Regions from separate parts of the Homo sapiens genome. Here all the other regions are linked to region 2. The links are chromatin contacts, found by Hi-C or POLR2A ChIA-PET in ENCODE. All regions are on one chromosome and are shown on one strand. The core of a region is the stretch at or near the end of the contact, and the rest is flanking DNA. Distances in the headings are between cores, read along the strand shown. Region 1 holds the start of PLEKHO1 (pleckstrin homology domain containing O1). Region 2 holds the start of RFX5 (regulatory factor X5). Region 3 holds the start of MRPS21 (mitochondrial ribosomal protein S21).

What was found. Hi-C counts contacts between places; a loop is a spot of excess contacts on that map. ChIA-PET counts read pairs that join two places held with the same protein, here RNA polymerase II (POLR2A). Pooled maps may share reads with other maps.
Region 1: a pooled map shows a loop between it and region 2 (5-fold over the local background). The contact joins the promoter of PLEKHO1 here to the promoter of RFX5 in region 2. A Hi-C loop is called at or near these places in 2 of 50 pooled maps. POLR2A ChIA-PET finds 5 or more read pairs at or near these places in 2 of 52 experiments (MCF 10A and naive thymus-derived CD8-positive, alpha-beta T cell).
Region 3: a loop to region 2 is called in a pooled map, with 4 times the contacts of the local background. The contact joins the promoter of MRPS21 here to the promoter of RFX5 in region 2. A Hi-C loop is called at or near these places in 1 of 50 pooled maps. POLR2A ChIA-PET finds 5 or more read pairs at or near these places in 2 of 52 experiments (HepG2 and activated T-cell).

What each region holds. Positions count from the first base shown.
Region 1 is chr1:150,148,134-150,151,198 of GRCh38, reverse strand. PLEKHO1 (pleckstrin homology domain containing O1) reads right to left here and starts at 1,283. Exons shown (of 6, transcript NM_016274.6): 1 at 912-1,283; 2 at 141-287. The coding sequence starts at 941. RefSeq lists silencers at 976-1,055, 1,196-1,655 and an enhancer at 843-1,343.
Region 2 is chr1:151,346,002-151,349,395 of GRCh38, reverse strand. It overlaps RFX5 (regulatory factor X5), which reads left to right and starts at 2,144. Exons shown (of 11, transcript NM_001025603.2): 1 at 2,144-2,185; 2 at 2,790-2,907; 3 at 3,063-3,191. The coding sequence starts at 3,076. It overlaps RFX5-AS1 (RFX5 antisense RNA 1), which reads right to left and starts at 2,386. Exons shown (of 2, transcript NR_131972.1): 1 at 2,208-2,386; 2 at 1,505-1,764. RefSeq lists enhancers at 1,730-2,079, 2,046-2,628, 1,683-2,882, 3,222-3,311.
Region 3 is chr1:150,292,434-150,295,688 of GRCh38, reverse strand. It overlaps MRPS21 (mitochondrial ribosomal protein S21), which reads right to left and starts at 1,828. Exons shown (of 3, transcript NM_031901.6): 1 at 1,791-1,828; 2 at 1,240-1,354. The coding sequence starts at 1,322. It overlaps LOC105371434 (a long non-coding RNA gene), which reads left to right and starts at 1,869. Exons shown (of 2, transcript XR_922129.4): 1 at 1,869-2,057; 2 at 2,192-2,389. RefSeq lists an enhancer at 1,481-1,540.

The sequences.
Region 1 (3,065 bases), core at 34-2,533, 1.2 Mb after region 2:
CAGATGAGATGGGGGTAGAGAGGAGACCACTGAACTTGCCTTTGGAACAAAACGGGGGTGGAGTAAGCTAGGCGAGCCCTTGGGGAGTGACAAAGTGGGGGCTATGAGAAAACGGAGAGTTAGAGGCAAGAGGCACCCACCTCCTTCTCAGAGATGTAGAGCTGGTCCCCTTTCAGCACCACATAGCGGTTTTTCCAAATCTCCCTGAAAATCCCTTTCCCGCAGAATTTCCGGACCCAGCCGACCTTCTCGGGCGGTGCAGGCTGCTGGTTTCCATCCTGAGGTCCCTGCCCCAGGACAAGATGAGAAGCGGGCGGTTAGGAGATTCCAGCCGGCGCTTCCTCTCCGTCCGTCTCTCACGACCGCCTCGGCGGCCCAGTCTCCTCCGAAGGCTGCGGCCGGGGGGCGGGGGGCCGCCCCAGGTTCGCTCCCACTTCGGAAAGGTTTTCACTCCGAGGAACTCCCCCCGCTCCCCTCCCCCGCTCCCGAATAAACAACCGGGGCTGCAAGTGGCAGGGGCGCCGGCCGGGCGCGGAGAGGCTCCCAGGTTCCCTCCAGGCCCTGCGCCCCCGCCGCCCCGTCCTCGCCGCGCGGGGACTAACGGCGTTTCTCTGGTTTTCTCTCCCATTGTCTCCTCGCCACGGCGGAGCGCGAGGCAAACGCTCGCCCGGCGCCCGGGGGCGGGGGAGGTGCGGGTCGTGGGGAAACTCAGCCAAGTTGAAGCCCCCCGAGGCGAGTAAACAAACAAAAGCCCCCGCGGGCGCCTGGCGGGGCCGAGGCCGAGGGGACCGGGCCGCCGGGGCGGGGGCGCGGCCGGGCCGTGGGTCTCCCAGGCCGCCGCGGCGCCGACGGAGCGGGGGTCGTCAGAGCGCGGAGGCGGCGGCGGCCGCAGGGCGGGCAAGCGCACTCACCCGCTTGGCGGAATTGTTCTTCTTCATCATTCCCAGCGGGCGCGGGCGCGGGGCGGCGAGCCGAGGGGCGGCCCCGCGTCGGGGCCTCGGCGGCACCGCGGGGGCTCCTTCCCCGCGGGAGGGCGTCGGAGCTGCCCCGGCGCCGCCGCTCCTCCCTCGCGCCCTCCCGCTCCCGGACTCTCCCCTTCTTTGTAGCTCCGGTTTCACTCAAGGCCGGCCTCCCTCGCATTCGCACTCGCACACACACGCACGCCCGCTCCCCGCCCCTTGGCGCCCTCCATCCCGGCGCCCACGCGGCCCGGGTCCCCGAGCGCACCCCCGCCACCCGCCCGCCCGGCCCAGCGCGGCCGCTCCCCCGGCCCGGTGCGCTGTGGGCGGCCCAGTCCGCACCCCGCAGCTCCATCCGCGGGCCGCTGACGTTGCGAGTTCAGAATAAAGGGCGAATCGCGGAGCCGCAGCTCGGGCGCTCCCCCCGCCCCCCCGCCTTTGTTTCTGACTCACGGAGGGGGAAGAAGGCGGCTTCGAAGCGGCTGGAGACCGCTCCCCAGGGGGCAGGGACCCTCGCTCCGGCGGCGGCTCGGGCGACACGCGGAGCCCGAGAGACCCGGCCGCCGGCCGCCCCGGGGCCCAGTGGGCGGGCGCGGTGGATAATGGAGAGACGTGCGGATTCGTGAAGACTGGAGATCGCCAGCCTCTACAGCATCGCCTTACCCGACCAAAAACAAAAACGAGAGCGGGAACCGGGAGGGCGCGCCACCCACAACCCGCATCAGGAATTCACGCTCCTAGGTGCTAGGGTGGCCTGGGCAGGTCAGATGCTGGGGGAAAGTTTTATGCTCCGGAGGGGATCGACGTGTTGGGGGATGGGGTGGGACAGAAGTTGCTATTAATACACGTTTCTTCCAGCGTACAATGCCTCAGGCCTTATTGTAGCTTCAGGAGAATAATCCTAAGGATGAGGCGGATTTTATGATCTCCATCTCACAGGGAGAAAACGGAGACTCAGAATAGCTGAGGGATTTGCAGACACAGTGTCGATGCTGGCTTTTCAGACACAGTGTCAATGCTGGCAGGAATAGAACTCTGTCTCCAAACCATTATCCTTTCTACCAAGTGGCTTTCAATATAAGTTCCAGGTGAGGCTTAAACTTCCTGCCACCTGGGTATCTTTTCCCGCTATACTGATAGGTAAAAACCCCACCCTCTCTACAGCGCTGGAGCCCAGTGGAGGGAAGGGCTGAACGCCCAGAGAATGCCCTGACTAGAGAAGCCTCTGCTGATCCCTCCTACAGCAGATCTGCCTCAGAGCCTCCAGGACACATCTTAGTAACTTCATGTCTTTTTAATATATATACGTGTGATGGAAAAGGGGAGTGAGAAACCCCGCGCTTGGGTACTGGTTTCATCACCACTCTGGGCTTTGGTCAAGTCACTGAATTTCTTTAGGCCCGCGTCCCTCCACGTATTAAGTGGTGAGGGATGAACTGCCATTTTTATCAACAAGGAAAGCTAGGGGAAGATATGAGATGACCTCTGAGAGTCCTTTGAAGATATGTGTTGTCTTCCAGGGCTAATTTTGAAATCATAATAAGCTAATAAACACATTGCCTGGCATATGGCAAGCATGCAGTAACCACAAAATGAATAAAAATCCCTGGCACTGAGGAGCAGGGAAAAGGAAAAATCATTTTTCCAGAGATGTCTCAAGATAAAAGTGTTGGCTAGATTTGTGGTTTGAATAGTGGAGGCTCTTTTGACTTTTTCTGGTGTCTGTCAAATGAAGGAGGGGCTCCCTCTCTTTTCCAGTTCCACCTTTCCTCCTAATCCAATGATATTCCTCTCAACTTCTTTCCATTCACCATACCAATTAATTCCACGATTTTAGACTGACACAGAACTTTATCCTTTCAAAATGCTCTTATATGTCATTTCTTTACACTTTTAATGCCACCTTGTAAGGTATATAGAGTATTAATATTTCCATTTGGAAAATGAGGAAACAGGGCATGCCAGATAAACTGACTTGCCCAAGTTTATACATCAAGTTACTGGCTAAATGGATTAGAATCCAGGCTTCCTGACTGCAGTCTCCTCTTCAGATTTTGTAACCCCCTCCCATGGGCATGAGTGTGCACACACCACGTTCCCCAAACC
Region 2 (3,394 bases), core at 895-3,394:
ATGAGCCATCATGTCCAGCCCGTTATACCCATATTTATTTATGAGTATCTGCAAATATGTATACATGCAGTCTAAGGCAGTGCTCAAAACAATCAGCTTTGAGGCAGACTGCCTGCCTTTGGATCCTGATTCTAGCACTTTCTACATATATGACTAAGGACAAGTCCCTTCACCTCTCCACATTGGTTTCCTCATCTGTAAAATGGAGACAGTAACAGTACCTACTTCAGAGAGTTGCTGTGAGCATTACACGAGGTGTTTAGCATTTGGTATGGTGTCTGATACCTAATAAACACCAAATAAATTTTTGTTTGTTTTTGTTTGAGACGGAGTTTCGCTCTTGTTGCCAGGCTGTAGTGTAATGGCACAATCCTCCGCCTCCCCAGTTCAAGTGATTCTCCTGCCTCAGCCTCCCGAGTAGCTGGGATTACAGGCATGCGCCACCACGCCCGGCTAATCTTGTATTTTTAGTAGAGACGGGGTTTCTTCATGTTGGTCAAGCTGGTCTCGAACTCCCAACCTTAGGTGATCCGCCCACCTCAGCCTCCCAAAGTTTTGGGATTACAGGCGTGAGCCACCGCGCCTGGCCTAATAAACACCAAATAAATTTTAGCTGTTATTAGAAAACCTGGCCAGGTGCAGTGGCTCACACCTGTAATCCCAGCACTTTGGGAGGCCAAGGCAGGTGGATCACCTGAAGTCAGGAGTTTGAGACCAGCCTGACCAACATGGTGAAACTCCGTCTCTACTAAAAACACAAAAATTATCTGGGCGTGGTGATGCACGTCTGTAAACCCAGTTACTCGGGAGGGTGAGGCAGGAGAATCGCTTGAACCCAGGAGGCGGAGGTTGCAGTGAGCCAAGATCGTGCCATTGCACTCCAGCCTGGGCAACAGAGCGAGACTCCGTCTCAAAGAAAAAAAAAAAAGAAAGAAAGAAAGAAAAAAGAAAACCTCTTGCCAATATATCCTTATTGCCCCAACTCCACAATCTCCTGGGTTCCCCCAGCACTCATAGAAGCTGATAATAGGGAAAGGTAGGCTGTAAAGGGCAATGGTGATGAGCTCAGGCAGCACTACTGTCTTCTTTACAAAAGCACATTAATGATGAGCCTGGAGAACATATTAGATGTCAGGATGGCAAATACAGTTTTGGTTGTAACATGACCGCTGCGCAAAACAAAATACATCCATGTAAGAGGCTTTCAACCTGGAGTCCATGACCTCTCTGAAATTAGATGCAAAACTTGGTCTCTGTGTGCATTTTTCATGGTAGAGGGTCCATTGCTTTTGTCTGATTCATAACCTTAAAATGTCTTAAGTAAGAGGGTTAAGAACCCATGACCTATTCAGTACAATGTTCCCTGAGTGTAAAAAGTTCCTGTGGCATCCAGCACCCCCGTGGGAGTCCATCAAAATTCCAGGGTTCACCGACTGCAGAACTATGGGGATGCAAATGCATTTGCAACTCTTTGGAAGTAAAGTACACACGGGAAACCAAGAAATACTAAGAGGGAAAAAGCATTTTAGTTTAATGGGTACAACTGCTGAGGTTTTGAGGCCTCCATCAAGAAGGAAAAGAGAGCCCAGATTGCAGGTCTGTTGCGAGTAAGTGTGTCTGCAGGTTGTATTAGGCATGTGGTGATGGTGATGGGGGGTTATAGGAGCTTACAGTGAACTTCCATCACTCCTACCCATCATTGTCTAGTTATTTTATCATCCATTGATTCTTCTCTTCCGGCAGCTCTGAGGACCGTAGACTAAACTGAAACACAAAAGGGGAGGGCAAAAGAAAAGACAGTTCCAAAGGGAGCCGAGCGCCCGTTCTTTCATCCTGCGGTCCCTTTAAGAGAAGAACCTCTTGGGACCTGCAGTCCCAACCGACCCCAGTTTTAACCGAAACCCAACCCGGACTTCCCCCTCTTGACTCAAATAAGACCAACTTTGGATTTTCCCTCCCCTATTGACCAATCAGATTCTGTTACCAGGCAGACTTCAGCGGCCGCCGGTACGAGCCCGGCGCCTTCTGTCTCCGGGTGGCAGCAGTGACCAATGACAGAGCAGGCCGCCCGTGTATCTAGGCAGATCGCGGCTGTTACAACCATTCAGAAAAAGGAAAATAAAGCAACGCACGAGCCGGCTGGGCCAGGACCTTGGGGCTGGGCTGGAGTGAAGGTGGCTACGAGGTAGTTTCTCTTTCTCCCTTACCTTTATTGTTGCTTGTGTTGGAAGGCGACTGTTCAGAGGTAGGGAGGGGCAAGATGAGTTGGGAGGAGAGCAGAAAAAGATTGTAGCTGTATTTTCAACAGCTTCTTCACCCATGTGCACGTGCCCGGAATCTGGGACCCCATTCCCCTGCCGGGTTTCTGACGCCCAGCGCATGAGTTCCGCTACCCCGCCCCACCCCCGCTCCACTTTGCAGAAACCGGGGATTGAATGGAGGGGGAAGGGAAGGAGGTGGGGGCGCGCCTCAGGATGGGCTGTTGTGGGAGATGACGTAGGGGCCGGCGACGTGGGGAGGGGGAGCAGCGGGGGAAGTCGTGGCGAGATTAAGTAATGAGAACTTGGGCCCAGTTTTTTTTCCAAGCCTAGAAGGGCAGAATATGTTCGTATCCTTTCTGACCTCCCAGGCATATGCAATGGTGAGGAGTATTTTTGAGAATTAGAGAACTTTGTTTTGTGGCTGTTATTGTTGTTTTTGAGGGGGAGGAGGGCAGTATGGGGTCAGAGGCAGAAATGAAAATTTCTTGCTAACATGGATTCCCAATCCCCCTATCTCTTCCTTTACAGTTTTCCAGATTTAGGAGACTTCAGAAAGGTGGGGCAGATAGAATGGAGATGGCAAAGATCTCTTTGGGCATATATGGGCCTGGCGAAGTAATGGAATAATTTCTAATTTTCGGAGAAGGCAAGTGGTGAGAAAAAGACCACCGGGGAAATTCGGAGGCTTTGTTTCTGTTTCTCTGCCTTTCTGGGTAAAGAGATGAGGAGTGCCCTGGGGCCTTCTGGGGAAGGGAAGGCCAGTGTGAGTTACATCTTTATGCCTGTCCCTCTCAATTCTAGCCCTCATGCCGGGATGGCAGAAGATGAGCCTGATGCTAAGAGCCCCAAGACTGGGGGAAGGGCCCCCCCAGGTGGTGCTGAGGCTGGGGAACCTACCACCCTTCTTCAGAGGCTCCGAGGTACCATTTCGTAAGTACTCATCACATCTCCAAGTCCTGTCCAAGACCTGAGTATAGATCCCTGCAGCACTTCACTTTGGCTGTAGATGAACTGCCTCTCAGCAAGGGCATGGGAGCAGAGGGAGATTTTTGGCCATGGTAGCAATTCTTGAGCACCTGCTGGGCATTTCAGTCCTTTTCCCTCCCTAGCAGTCAGATAAAGAGACAGGGAAA
Region 3 (3,255 bases), core at 579-3,078, 1.1 Mb after region 2:
CTAGGATTACAGGTGTGAGTCATCCCACCCAGTGAGCTTTCCCATCTTTTGCCTGCTTCTCTAGGATGCCAATCTGAATTCACCTTTTCCTTTAGCTTTGTCCCACACCAATCACTCCCTCAGCTTTCTATTTATCATACTACGTTCCCGCTTCCTAGCAACTTCACATCTTGATTTTCCATTTGGGCTCTTTTTTAAGTCTTCTAAAGAATTCAGGTTCCTCATAAAAGGAGTCATTACGCTTGGGCAACATGGCGAGACTCCCTCTGTACAGAAAATACAAAAATTAACTGCGGTGGTGGCGTGCGTCACTAGACCCAGCTAGTCAGGAGACTGAGGCAGGAGGATTGTTGAGTGACACAGCAAGACCCTGTCTCAATTTTTAAAAAGCGGGGCCGGGCGCTGTGGCTTACGCCTGTAATCCTAGCACTTTGGGAGGCAGAGGCAGGCAGATCACTTGAGGTCAGGAGATCAAGACCATCCTGGCCAACACGGTGAAACCCCATCTCTACTATAAATACAAAAATTAACCGGGCGTGGTGGCGGGAGCCTGTAGTACTGGCTGCTCAGGAGGCTGAGGCAGGAGAATGGCGTGAACCCAGGAAGCGGAGCTTGCAGTGAGCCGAGATCGTGCCGCTGCACTCCAGCCTGGGTGACAGAGCGAGACTCTGCCTCAAAAAAAAAAAAAAAAATTAAAATTAAAATTAAAAGCGGGGAGGTGCGGGGGGTGATTACTTGTTGAATACAATTCATACAGTTAGGTTTGAGGAAGAACTTTTTTTCTTTTTTTTTGAGATAGAGTCTCACTCTTGCCCAGGCTGGAGTGCAAGTGGCTCGATCTTGGCTCACTACAACCTCTGCCTCCCGGGTTCAAGCGATTCTCCTGCCTCAGCTCTCGAGTAGCTGAGATTACAGGCGTTTGCCACCACGCCCGGCTAATTTTTGTATTTTTAGTAGAGACACGGTTTCACCATGTTGGCCAGGCTGGTCTGAAACTCCTGACCGCATGTGATCCACCCGCCTCGGCCTCCCAAAGTGCTGGGATTACAGGCGTGAGCCACCGCGCCCGGCCCAGAACTTCATTTTTAAGATAATAAACTGAGGGGCTGAGACGTTTTAAGAGACTGTGAACACCTGGGCTGGCACTGTTTTGAGAACAATCAACGAAAGGGGAAGGGAGAGAATAACCACCGCACTTCCCAGAGAGTCTAGGCATGATTCTGGTCCCTTAACAGTTACCTGTTTAGGGTCCTGTATGCGCTTTCCACGTTCCCTTCCTGTACCATCACAGTCCTGGCGATGAACTTCAGATGTTTTGCCATGACCTTGGATTTAAACCTTCACTCTGTAGAGCCTAAAGGATGATGGAGAAAGGGCGAGGAAAGCAGAAAGAGAAACGCAACATAATACAAACTACACCGCGCGGCTTATTTAGGATTTGGAAATTCAACATGCTCAGGGACGCGCGAGATGGAGCACATGGAAGTCATCCTAGAAAGTAGACGTGAATCGTTGTCTCTTATTCTCACTGCCAGTCCAAATCCTCGCATAGAGAAGAAAAGAGATGGCAGCAGGGCGTTACCACAAAGACGCGTCGCCGGGCATGAGAAGGACACGAGCGACAAGGATGCGCCACAGGGTCCCAACCACCACACATAGTTCCAAAAGGGGTTGAGTTGGGAGTTGGGGAAGGACTCTTTGTTGGTCTTTGGAAAAGGGGGCGAAAGCCCGCAAACCTGCCCTCTCGCCAAGCCAGCCTTCCTTTCCCCAAACCCTGCACAACTCCTCACCTCGCGCGCTCAGTACCTAGCCCACCGGAAGGGTTCTCACTACCGGAAGCGGAAATTACGGAATCGCCAGCGCCGCGCAAAGAAACAGGCCGAGGGAGACAACGTGCGTGGAAACCATAGCAACGTCCTTTCTGGCCTCTGTTGACTGCCTCTCTTCCCCGGGCCTGGACTCTACACCTGACAAAGCAAAATACTCATTGACTTAAATTCCCCCGAAACACGTTTCTCGCCCTCTCATGGAGTCGAAGTCCTTCGGCCTCTGAGAAGGTCAGCCCAATTTCATACCCCTTAATCCTGTGAAATCCTTGATAAATATTTGAGCCATTTCTCTTTCTCGATGGAAAACAAGAGAAGTAGGCGCTTCCTGAGGATGCTTCCTGTTTTCTCTTTGGAAAGGACAGACTCTTTGAGATCTGCTCTCCGGACGAAAAATAGATTGATTCATACACGTCATCTGCCTAAGTGCTAAGGAAAAGAAATAAACATACTGTGAGTTTCCTATATCATCTTCCCACTAATTTAACTACATAAAGTGAAATCAATAAAGATATATGGGAAACACCTGCAGGGTTTAGAATAAAAAATTATGTCAGCTTCTATGCCTTTTCGTGCTAATGAGACCTACTGAAAAACCTCCTTTTAAATTTCTTCTTCGCTGTGGAGACACCCGTCCTCCTATTTGTATGCTACCTGTACATATCCATTTATGGTTATTCACGTAAGTTAACATCTAATGGCTGTAGGAAAACGTACCTCCCTTAGAGAGAGAGTGCGCGCGCACGCTCACGCACACACACACACACACAGACACAGACACAGACGTGTGCATCATCAGTTGATGCTAATAACTTACACTAACACTTAAGCCCACCTCAGAGTAAGCCAGGTCCAAAGTAACGAAATAGAACTAGATTGGGACATTATTATGCTTGTCAACAAACTTTCACTGAATGACTACTCTGTGTCAGATACTGTTGATACCACTCTAGTGCCTCCTGGACCACTAGGACCACATAAAAGATACTAAAACAAAGTAGTATATAATAAATGCAAAATAAATTATATGGGCTGGACGCGGTGGCTCACACCTGTAATCCCAGCACTTTGGGAGGCCAAGGCAGGCGGATCACTTGAGCCCAGAAGTTCGAGACCAGCCTGGGCAACAAAGCAAAACTCCGTCTTTACAAAAAATATAGAAATTAGCCGGGTGTAGTGGCATGGCCTGTTGTCCTAGCTACTTGGGAGGCTGAGGGGGAGGATCACCTGAGCCTGGAAGGTCAAGGCTGCAGCGAGCTTTGATCACACCACTGCACCCTGGCCTGGGCAATAGAGTGAGACCCTGTCTCAAAAAATTAAAAATGAATAAATAAATAAATAGGGCCAGGCGCGGTGGCGCACGCCTGTAATCCCAGCACTTTGGGAGGCTGAGGCGGGTAGATCACCTGAGGTCAGGAGTTTGAGACCA